2 separate regions of the Homo sapiens genome follow, and region 1 is linked to region 2. A link is an interaction called in ENCODE POLR2A ChIA-PET data of the cell type or tissue named here. Cell type or tissue: HCT116. All regions are shown on one strand. Region 1 overlaps NSD1 (nuclear receptor binding SET domain protein 1). Region 2 overlaps NSD1 (nuclear receptor binding SET domain protein 1).

Region 1 (5,000 bases), 55 kb after region 2:
GGTGCCCAGTCCTTAATCTTTAAATCATATAGTGATTTGTATTATTGTCTCCAGTCTTGAAGTCTAGGGAGTGGTATCTTTTGATGACTAGTAAAATGCATTTCCCCTTCATCTATAGGATTTAATTCCTTTGAAGAACTACAAGATTTGTCATTTCAATCATATAAATTAAAATTTCTGTAATAACCTATACACTTACTATTTAATCTATATGAGGGAGCAGTTACATATATGTAGCCATTTCCCTTCTTGTTATGTCATCATGAGTTAGTCTCAATTATTATTTCCCCCGTTTTCCTAATCCACAAAGCTGGAGAATTAAATGAGTTTTAAGGTTGGTTTTTATTCTAATAATAGGATAAGAGATTTTGGACATGTGTGTTAGTAGCCAGCAGTTAACACCTATTTTCCTGTCATAGGCACTACCAAGATATTTGACAAGCCAAGGAAGCGAAAACGACAGAGGCATGCTGCAGCCAAGATGCAGTGTAAAAAAGTGAAAAATGATGACTCGTCAAAAGAGATTCCAGGCTCAGAGGTATTACTCAGTTCCTGATCTTTTCACCTTCTAAAGAGAAGCTACTTTTCACGCCAGAGGCCACATCCCTCTTTCCCTTGAGTTTTCTTAAGAATACTATTCTACTGAAATGGCTGATGGCCATAAGGAATCTTGGAGGAAAAGTAGAGCCTTATCCTAATAATAAGGCAAGGCATGTATTGCAGCTGTCAATATGGTCTTTTTAAAAGATCATCACATCCTATGCTGTAGGTGTCCAATCAGGTATATAAGTGTTTCATCGTTAAGTAAACTTGTAAAACCGGAGAGTACAATATCAAGTCAACATATGATCTGAAGGAACATAGATACTGTCCTATAAAAGTTGAGACTGGCCAGGTGCTGTGGCTCACGCCTGTAATCCCAACACTTTGGGAGGCCGAGGCGGGAAGATAACTTGAGGTTGAGAGTTCGAGACCAGCCTCGCCAACATGGTGAAACCTCATCTCTACTAACAATACAGAAATTACCTGAGTGTGGTGGCATGCGCCTATAATTCCAGCTAATCGGGCAGAGGCACAAGAATCACTTGAACCCTTGAGGCAGAGGTTGTAGTGAGCCGAAATCATGCCACTGCCCTCCAGCCTGGGTGACAGAATGAGACTCTGTTGCAAAAGAAAAAAATTGAGACTGCTGGCTGGGCGTTGTGGCTCATGCCACTCAGCTCTTTGGGAGGCTGAGGTGGGAGGATCATATGAGAACAGGATTTCGAGACCAACCTGTGAAATACAGTGAGACCTTGTCTCTACTTAAAAAAAAAAAAAAAAAAATCGAGACTGCTGTGGTTAGCGGGAAGATTTACTTGCTTATTTCTTGAGACCATCAGCTACTTAATCTTAGGACAATTTTTATGAATATCGGCCTTCAGGAAACAAAAGATTTAAAACCATTTACTTGCAAAGCATCAGTGCAATCATTGATATTATCTTCGGGTTTCCAACTCAGGTTAAAAGAGAGAAGTCAGGTCAGCATCACACATTATGATGCAGAATGTTTCTTTCCAGGACAATTTGAATAGAATGCCCAAGAGGGGCATTATTTAGGAAACACTGATCTTGGAAGGACAAATAAGTAATCAAATAAACTTAAGAATGTTTTCTCTCCCTTAGTGAAACCTTAAAATGGAACAGCTCAGAAAGTTCCAGTGGAACAAACAGCCTCAGAGCAGTTAGTGGCAGGGCATGAGGCGCCCACTACCCGCCCAATCACAGCAGGGTTAGAACTAACATTGCATGCAGTCCGCCCGAGTGATTGGCTGAACATCTGTAAGTGCTTAATGGCTAGACAAATAGCAGCCCAGAGGGAGGGGGTCAAATGGAAGAGACATCAATAATACAGATGTGGGACATTATTTTTTCTTTGCAAGGGAGAACTAATGCCTCACAGGACGGCCACAAGCCCCAAGGAGACTGTTGAGGAAGGTGTAGAACACGATCCCGGGATGCCTGCCTCTAAAAAAATGCAGGGTGAACGCGGTGGAGGAGCTGCACTCAAGGAGAATGTCTGTCAGGTAGAGAAATGTTTGCCCACTTGTGTTTTCATTGCATGTTCATCTTTAAAGGGAAACCCACTCCATCTCTTTATGATGGTTTCTTGGTAGAATAACAATGCTTTTGGATGATTCCAGTGGAGTCACTTTCTTTAAGGATTTGACCCCTTTTTTTCTCCCCACAAAGAAAGATACTTGGAGAAATAGTTTAGTGTTGGTGAACCACGTGCCCTTAAGGCCCATGAAGGAATATATGCCGCGAAACAAGTCTGAGATGGAATATGTGAATCTCTGGTTGCTTATTCAAATATAATTCTCCAGTACTTCTCATGGTGTCACAATCTTTGGGTTTGTAAGAAACTTTTCAAGGGTAATTTTAGCTTTGAGATGTTTTTCCTTTAATGTGGTGACTTTAGAAAGCCTACCACCTATATTGTTTTATTTATTTAATAAATATTTGTAGAGTATTTACTATGTATGAAGTATTGTTCCAAGCACTTTATAAATATTACATTATTTAGTCATCCTAATAATCTCATAAGTAGAGTTCTATGATTATTCCCATTTTGCAGATGAGGAAACTAAATTACAGAGAGGATAAATAGCTTGTTTATATTCATGAGAGAAGCCTGGATTTAAACTTCGGCAGTCTGGATTTAGAGTCTCCCTCTCCGTTTTTCTAACCTTTAAGCTCCGTTGGACTTGGTTGGTTTAGAGTCTTAACCATTTTGTTGGATTGCCTCTCTGTGAGATAGGGGATTCCACTTTATTGTTAGAGACTTGAAGTCTTTGTGAGTAGAGTCAATGACCATTTGAATATATATATTTTTAATGGTCTTGATTTACCTATGTAATTCTTAAAATTTAGTATATACAAACTTGAAGTTAGGCAATGCGCAGTGGCTCATACCTACAATCACAGTGCTTCTGGAAGCTGAGGCAGCAGGATTGCTTGAGGCCAGGAGTTCTAGACCAGTCTGGGCAGCACAGCGAGACCCCTGTCTCTATTTTTAAAAAATTTGTCTTTTTTTTAAATTAGCCAGCTGTAGTGGCTCATACCTGTAGCCCAACAGGTCAAGATTACAGACTTGTCTTTTAAATAAACAAAAAACTTGAGGATGTTAGTTTTTCTTTTTTCTTTTTTATTAATTAATTATTTATTTATTTATTTATTTATTTTTGAGACGAAGTCTCGCTCTGTCGGCCAGGCTGCAGTGCAGTGGCGCGATCTCTGCTCACTGCAAGCTCCGCCTCCTGGGTTCACGCCATTCTCCTGCCTCAGCCTCCCATTCTCCTGCCTCAGCCTCCTGAGTACCGGGACTATAGGCACCCGCCACCATGTCCAGCTAATTTTTTGTATTTTTTGGTAGAGATGGGGTTTCACCGTGTTGGCGAGGATGGTCTCGATCTCCTGACCTCGTGATCTGCCCGCCTCGGCCTCCCAAAGTGCTGGGATTACAGGCGTGAGCCACCACGCCCGGCCAGTTCTTCTTTTTTAAATTGAAACCATAGGCCAAGCACAGCACTAATCTCAGCACTTTGTGAGGCTGAGGTGGGTGGATCATTTGAGCCCAGGAATTTGAGACCAGCCAGGCAACATGGTAAAACCCTGTCTCTGCCAAAAATACAAAAATTAGCCAGGCATGACAGTTCGTGCCTGTAATTCCCCTGCTGGGGAGGCTGAGGTCATTGGATCACCTGAAGCTGGGGAGGTAGAGGCTTTAGTGAGCCATGGTCATGCCACTGCACTCCCACCTGGGTGACTGAGACCCTATCTCACAAATAATAAATAGTAATAGATAAATAAGTTGAGATCTCTAAAAAAGTAAACTCAGACCAGAAAATGTTATTGTGGCCAATATAATTTCAATCCAGTTTCTTTGCCTATTATCTTCACTATTACATTCTTGGACCAGATCCCAAACAACAGTCTTAATCCTCAAAAACAGTTATGCCCATTATTTACTTAGTGAGACAAGTCAGAGTGTAAATACATTTTACAAAGATCATTTAATGAAAAGGTTAAAGGTAAGGTGACCCTGTGGTCCTGGCTTGTCTGGATCAGTCTTTGTGTAGGTCCCTTGTGCTGTCACAATTTATTAATAGCACTTCTTTTCACTCTCAGGTGTCCCGGTTTGAAAGATAAATTACGTGGTTATCCCAGTTGAATAATTAGTCTATAACATTTAGTTAATGCAAAAACTTTATTTCTAATTCACGTTGTAATTAACGTTTTCCTATTTAAGTGCTGAAGGTCAGTTTTTTTTTTTTTTTACCATATATAGAAACGTTATTGGCACTCTGAATATGCAAAGTACAATATATAGTGCTATTTTTCAGTTTTTATATGTGAATAGTAGATAATGGGGAGTCAGACATTTGAGGATATCTCAGACTATAGGTTGATAAAGTCCCTGAGTTCCCCTATCAATTCCAGGCTACCTCTCTAACCTTTCTCCCTAAAGCTGTCCTGTTTTTTATTTAAGCTTTGATTCTTAAGTGATCAAGACCTATTCTGTTTCTATGAGTTCTTGAAGCTAAAACTTACTTAGTCACCTTTCCCCTTGTTTGCTTTTCATAGTAGTACAAGGCTTTAAAAATATTTGGGCTGGGTGCGGTGGCTCACACCTGTAATCCCAGCACTTTGGGAGGCCAAGGTGGGTGGATCATGAGGTGAGGAGTTTGAGACCAGCCTGGCCAACGTGGTGAAACCCCATCTCTACTAGAAATACAAAAATTAGCTGGGCATGGTGGCGCATGCCTGTAATCCCAGCTACTCGGGAGGCTGAGGCAGGAGAATCACTTGAACCCGGGTGGCAGAGGTGGCAGTGAGCCAAGATTGCGCCATTGTACTCCATCCTGGGCGACAGAGCAAGACTTCCTCTCAAAAAAAAAAAAAAATTGATAAATCTTACAATGTTTTATAGTGACAGATGCCCATTGTTATTTCCTAAG
Region 2 (5,000 bases):
TTGAAAAGCATGTAGAATATCACATGCAGAAGGGTCTGAAGTCTCTTGATATTATTAAAAATTCTTCCTATAATTTTTTCTCCATTTTTTTTTTCCCTTTGTGTTTTGATCCAAGGACTAGATCAAGGGTGTCTTTTCCTTCGGATGATTTTCTTTATTGTGTGTGTTTTTAGTTCTTTAAAAATAAAGCCAGCTTAATTTTATTTTCAAAATACGGATAGATTCATTATATAAAACAATTATAAGTTGAGAACTATGTATAAAGGGCTATGTTATGAACAATTAAGATGGAATAATTTAGTTGTACTTATTTTGTAATTCTTTTTAGGCTAGAGTGTTTTCATTCTCAATTTTTCATACATTGCTTTTTCAGAAGGCTAATAGGAATGACAATAATGTTTCAAAATATTTTGATTCTTATTGATGCCCCATGTTTTGTCTGTCTAAAGTGTCAACCTAAGAAAAAGTCTACGCCACTGAAGTATGAAGTTGGAGATCTCATCTGGGCAAAATTCAAGAGACGCCCATGGTGGCCCTGCAGGATTTGTTCTGATCCGTTGATTAACACACATTCAAAAATGAAAGGTAATACTTGCAGTGATTATACATGTTAAAGGCAGTTGCCTTTAGAATAACTCAATTTTTGTTATCTTAATAATAATATATTTTTTTCCTTGGAACATTTTGTGAATGAATTGGTGTTACATATTTTATCTTTTGGGGCTTTTAAAAGTTCGTTTTACTCTATGATTTAAACCTTCTCTCAGTTTTTTTTTTTTGTTTGTTTGTTTTTGAGACGGAGTCTCGCTCTTGTTGCCCAGGCTGGACTGTAGTGGTGCAATCTCAGCTCACTGCAACCTCTGACTTGTGAGTTCAAGCGATTCTCCTGCCTTAGCCTCCCGAGTAGCTGGGATTACAGGCATCCGCCACCACGCTTGGCTAATTTTTGTTTTTTGTTTTTTTTTTTAATTTTTTATTTGAGATGGAGTTTTGCTCTTGTTGCCCAGGCTGGAGTGCAGTGGCGTGATCTCAGCTTACCGCAACCTCTGCCTCCCGGGTTCAAGCAATTCTTCTGGCTCAGCCTCCTCAGTAGCTGGGATTGCAGGCATGTGCCACTACGCCCAGCTAATTTTGTATTTTTAGTAGAAACGGGGTTTCTCCATGTTGGTCAGACTGGTCTCGAGCTCCCGACCTCAGGCGATCTGCCTGCCTTGGCCTCCCAAAGTGCTGAGATTACAGGCATGAGCCCTGCACCAGGCCTAATTTTTGTATTTTTAGTAGAGACGGGGTTTCACCATGTTGGCCAGGCTGGTCTTGAACTCCTGAGATGAGGTGATCCGCCCGCCTTAGACTCCCAAAGTATGGGGATTACAGGCGTGAGCCACTGTGCCCGGCTGATTTAAACATTCTCAATTATTCTGTTGATGCCAGGAAGGTGTTAGGCCATTTTTCTAATGTTTACATTGTCCGGAATCACCTTTTAGTATATTTACGTATTTCTACTTTAATCAGGTTTGTATCATTTTTTATAATATAAAAGCTGAAACAATTGTAAATGTTTATTAATAATTTTGAAGTTTAAAATTTTAATTTGGAGTATTTCCTTTAAATGCTATTGTTTGTTTTTCAGTTGATTGTTGTGTTTGAATCTTAGGTACCTTAGTTTTAAATTACTCTAAAGGATGGGGCTGAAACTTGATTTATTTTTATTTTATTTTATTTTAGAGAAGAATTTCTGCTCTGTCTCCCAGGCTGGAGTGCAGTGGCGTGATCTCGGCTCACTGCAAGCTCTGCCTGCTGGGTTCATGCCATTCTCCTGCCTCAGCCTCCCGAGTAGCTGGGACTACAGGCGTCCGCCACCATGCCTGGCTAATTTTTTTGGTATTTTTAGTAGAGACGGGATTTCACCGTGTTAACCAGGATGGTCTTGATCTCTTGACCTCGTGATCTGCCTGCCTCGGCCTTACAAAATGCTGGGATTACAAGCGTGAGCCACCGTGCCGGGCCAATTTTTGTATTTTTAGTAGAGATGGGGTTTCACCATGTTGGCCAGGCTGGTCTTGAACTCCTGACCTCAGGTGATCCTCCTTCCTCAGCCTCCCAAAGTGTTGGGATTACAGGTGTGAGCCACTGCACCTGGCCTGAAACTTGATTTGAGCTGTCCTTTTTTCTGTTAGGATGGTAGTGATTTTATTTTAGTTTTAATATATGTATTTTAGTTTCTGAAAGTCAGATGTTGGTGAGATTCAGAAAAATCAGCTTACTCTCTGCTTTGCTGTGATCCGCCACATTCTTCACTCCTTTCAACAGGCAACCAATTGATATTAATTTTTGTTGTTGTTGTTGTTGTTTTGTTTTGAGACGGAATCTTGCTCTGTCACGTACGTTGGAGTGCAGTGGCGCAATTTCGGCTCACTGCAACCTCTGCCTCCCGGGTTCAAGCAATTCTCCTCCTGCCTCAGCCTCCAGAGTAGCTGGGATTACAGGTGCGTGCCACCATGCCCAGCTAATTTTTGTATTTTAGTAGAGACGGGGTTTCACCATGTTGGCCAGGCTGGTCTCAAACTCCTGACCTCAAGTGAACCACAGGTCTTGGCCTCCCAAAGTGTTTGGATTACAGGCGTGAGCCACCACACCTGGCTGATATTAATATATTTTTATATACATAATGTTTTTTCATATAAATTATATTTTTATTTACATGAGTAAATACATACTTCTTAGTCATCTTCCACGTCTTTCCTTTATCACAAACAGAACATTGTATATTTTGCAGCTTGCCTTTTCCACTTTGTGGAGATTTTTTTCATATTTTTATTATTTATGTATTTGTTTATTTTTCTGAGACAGGATCTCATTCTGTTGCCTAGGCTGGAGTGTAATGGCATAACAACGCCTCACTGAAGCCTTGATCTCCAGGGCTCAAACAGTCATCCAACCTCAGCATCCTGAATAGCTGGAATAGCTGGAATAGCTGGGAGCACAGACGTGTGCCACCACACATGGCTTTTTTTTTTTTTTTTTGGGTGGAGATAGTGTCTCCATATATTACCCAGGCTGGTCTTGAAATCCTGAGCTTAATAAGGGATCCTCCCACCTTGGCCTTCCGGAGTGCTGGAATTACATGTGTGAGTCACCATGCCTCTTTTTTTTTTTTTTTTTTTTTTTAAAAAGGATGATTTCTCCAAAGTAGAATTCCTGGATTTGATTTTATATTTTGAATAATGAGGTGCCCAAAAACCTTTATAAATTTTAGTGTCTTTTTTTTTTTTTTTTTTTTTTTTTGAGGCAGAGCCTTGCTCTGTCTCCCAGGTTGGAGTGCAGTGGCACAATCTCGGCTCACTGCAAGCTCCACCTCCTGGGTTCACACCATTCTCCTGCCTCAGCCTCCCGAGTACCTGGGACTACAGGTGCCAGAACCTAGCACAGTACTAGGTTTTGTGTCTGGGCGCAGTGGCTCACACCTGTAATTCCAGCACTTTGGGAGGCTAAGGCGGGCAGATCACCTGAGGTCAGGAGTTCGAGACCAGTCTGGCTGACATGGTGAAACCCTGTGTTTACTAAAAATACAAAAATTAGCCAGGTGTGTTGGCATGCTCCTACAATCCCAGCTACTGGGGAGGCTGAGGCAGAAGAATTGCTTGAGCCCGGGATGTGGAGGTTGCCGTGATCCAAGATCACACTACTGCACTACAGCCTGGGTGACAGAGCGAGACTCTGTCTCAAAAGAAGAAAATAACTTAGTGTGTTAAAAATTTAATACCTTGACCAGACACGGTAGCTCATGCCTATAATCCCAGCACTTTGGGAGTCCGAGGTGGGAGGATCACTTGAGCCTAGGAGTTTGAGACCAGCCTTGGCAATACAATGAGACACTTTCTCTTTAATTCAAAAAAAATGTTGATACCTTATCCTTTGTGACCTGTCTGGATATTTAAATTCTACTACTAGAAAACTCTGAGTCCTTCTTTTCTAACCTCCCTGTCCCTATGACTGCTGGTTTCTTACTCATTAGGGTGTCTCTCTCTCTCTCTCTCCTCGTCTCTCTTTTGATTGAGGGTCTCGTTCTATTGCCCAGGCTAGAATGCAGTGGCGTGATCATGACTCATTGCAGCCATAGCTTCCCAGGGTCAAGCGATCTTCCCTCCTGTGCCTTCCAAGCAGCTGGGGCTACAGGCATTCGCCACTATGCCTGGCTTAGTTTTTAATTTTTTTGTAGAGACAGGGTTTTGCCTTGTTGCCCAGGCTGGTCTGAAACTCCTGGGCTCAAGCGATCTGCCCGCCTCGGCCTCCCAAAGTACTTGGGATTACTGACAGGAGCTACCGCACTCAGCCTATTTATAGTGTTTCTTATGCATACTAGTTGAGTCCATGCTATTTATTTGACAAATAGTAAATACCTTGTATAGATTGAGTACTGTGCTAGGTTTTGGGATTCATTATTGGGCCATACATCTATACTGCTTGCTCTCATGAGAAATTAGAATCTAGTATAAGGGACAAGACACCAGAAAATAATCAAATGCATTATTACTTAACTGAGAAGTCTGTCCAAGGAACAATTTTGATGCCTATTCAGTGATATAACAGGGATAACTGACCTGGACTCTTCATCAGTGGTGTTTGCTAATAAAGTTATCTCTGATCTGTTACTTGAGAGGATGAGTTGGGAGTTAACTAGGGAAGAGAGAAGAAGATGGTTCCAGGAATCTGCAGCTCACAGAGTAAGGGAGGGTGGCACAGTATGAGGCTGGGAAGTAGATATGGGACAAAGTGTTCAGTGCCTTGTTGACTTTGTTAAAAAATTTTGTTATTTTTATCTCAGAAACAATGTATATAATTAAAAAGTGTTTAGCAGGAGCCGCCATGCTCTGATCTGTTCATTTTAAAAGTTCACTGTGGCTGGATTGTTGAACATGTGTTAGAAGGGGACCACAAATAAGTAAAAAGAGACAGTTAAGTCATTATTAGTGATTATGGTGTGATGAAAATTGCGAATA

The links. ChIA-PET counts read pairs that join two places held together with the same protein. Peaks named below come from ENCODE experiments on the same cell type or tissue, not always from the same donor. Only the 100,000 strongest peaks of a DNase experiment are listed, where the experiment ranks them.
Region 1: POLR2A ChIA-PET joins it to region 2 with 5 read pairs; 9 of 35 experiments call an interaction of 5 or more read pairs at or near these places.

What each region holds. Positions count from the first base shown.
Region 1 is chr5:177,246,259-177,251,258 of GRCh38, forward strand. NSD1 (nuclear receptor binding SET domain protein 1) reads left to right here. Exons shown (of 23, transcript NM_022455.5): 10 at 420-538; 11 at 1,923-2,066. Among named protein-coding and RNA genes, the nearest start is that of RAB24, 55 kb to the right of the region's middle. In HCT116, no CTCF peak of the experiment used is centred here; no DNase peak of the experiment used is centred here.
Region 2 is chr5:177,191,435-177,196,434 of GRCh38, forward strand. NSD1 (nuclear receptor binding SET domain protein 1) reads left to right here. Exons shown (of 23, transcript NM_022455.5): 3 at 450-585. Among named protein-coding and RNA genes, the nearest start is that of NSD1, 60 kb to the left of the region's middle. In HCT116, no CTCF peak of the experiment used is centred here; a DNase peak (open chromatin) is centred at 3,007; H3K27ac peaks cover 1,546 bases.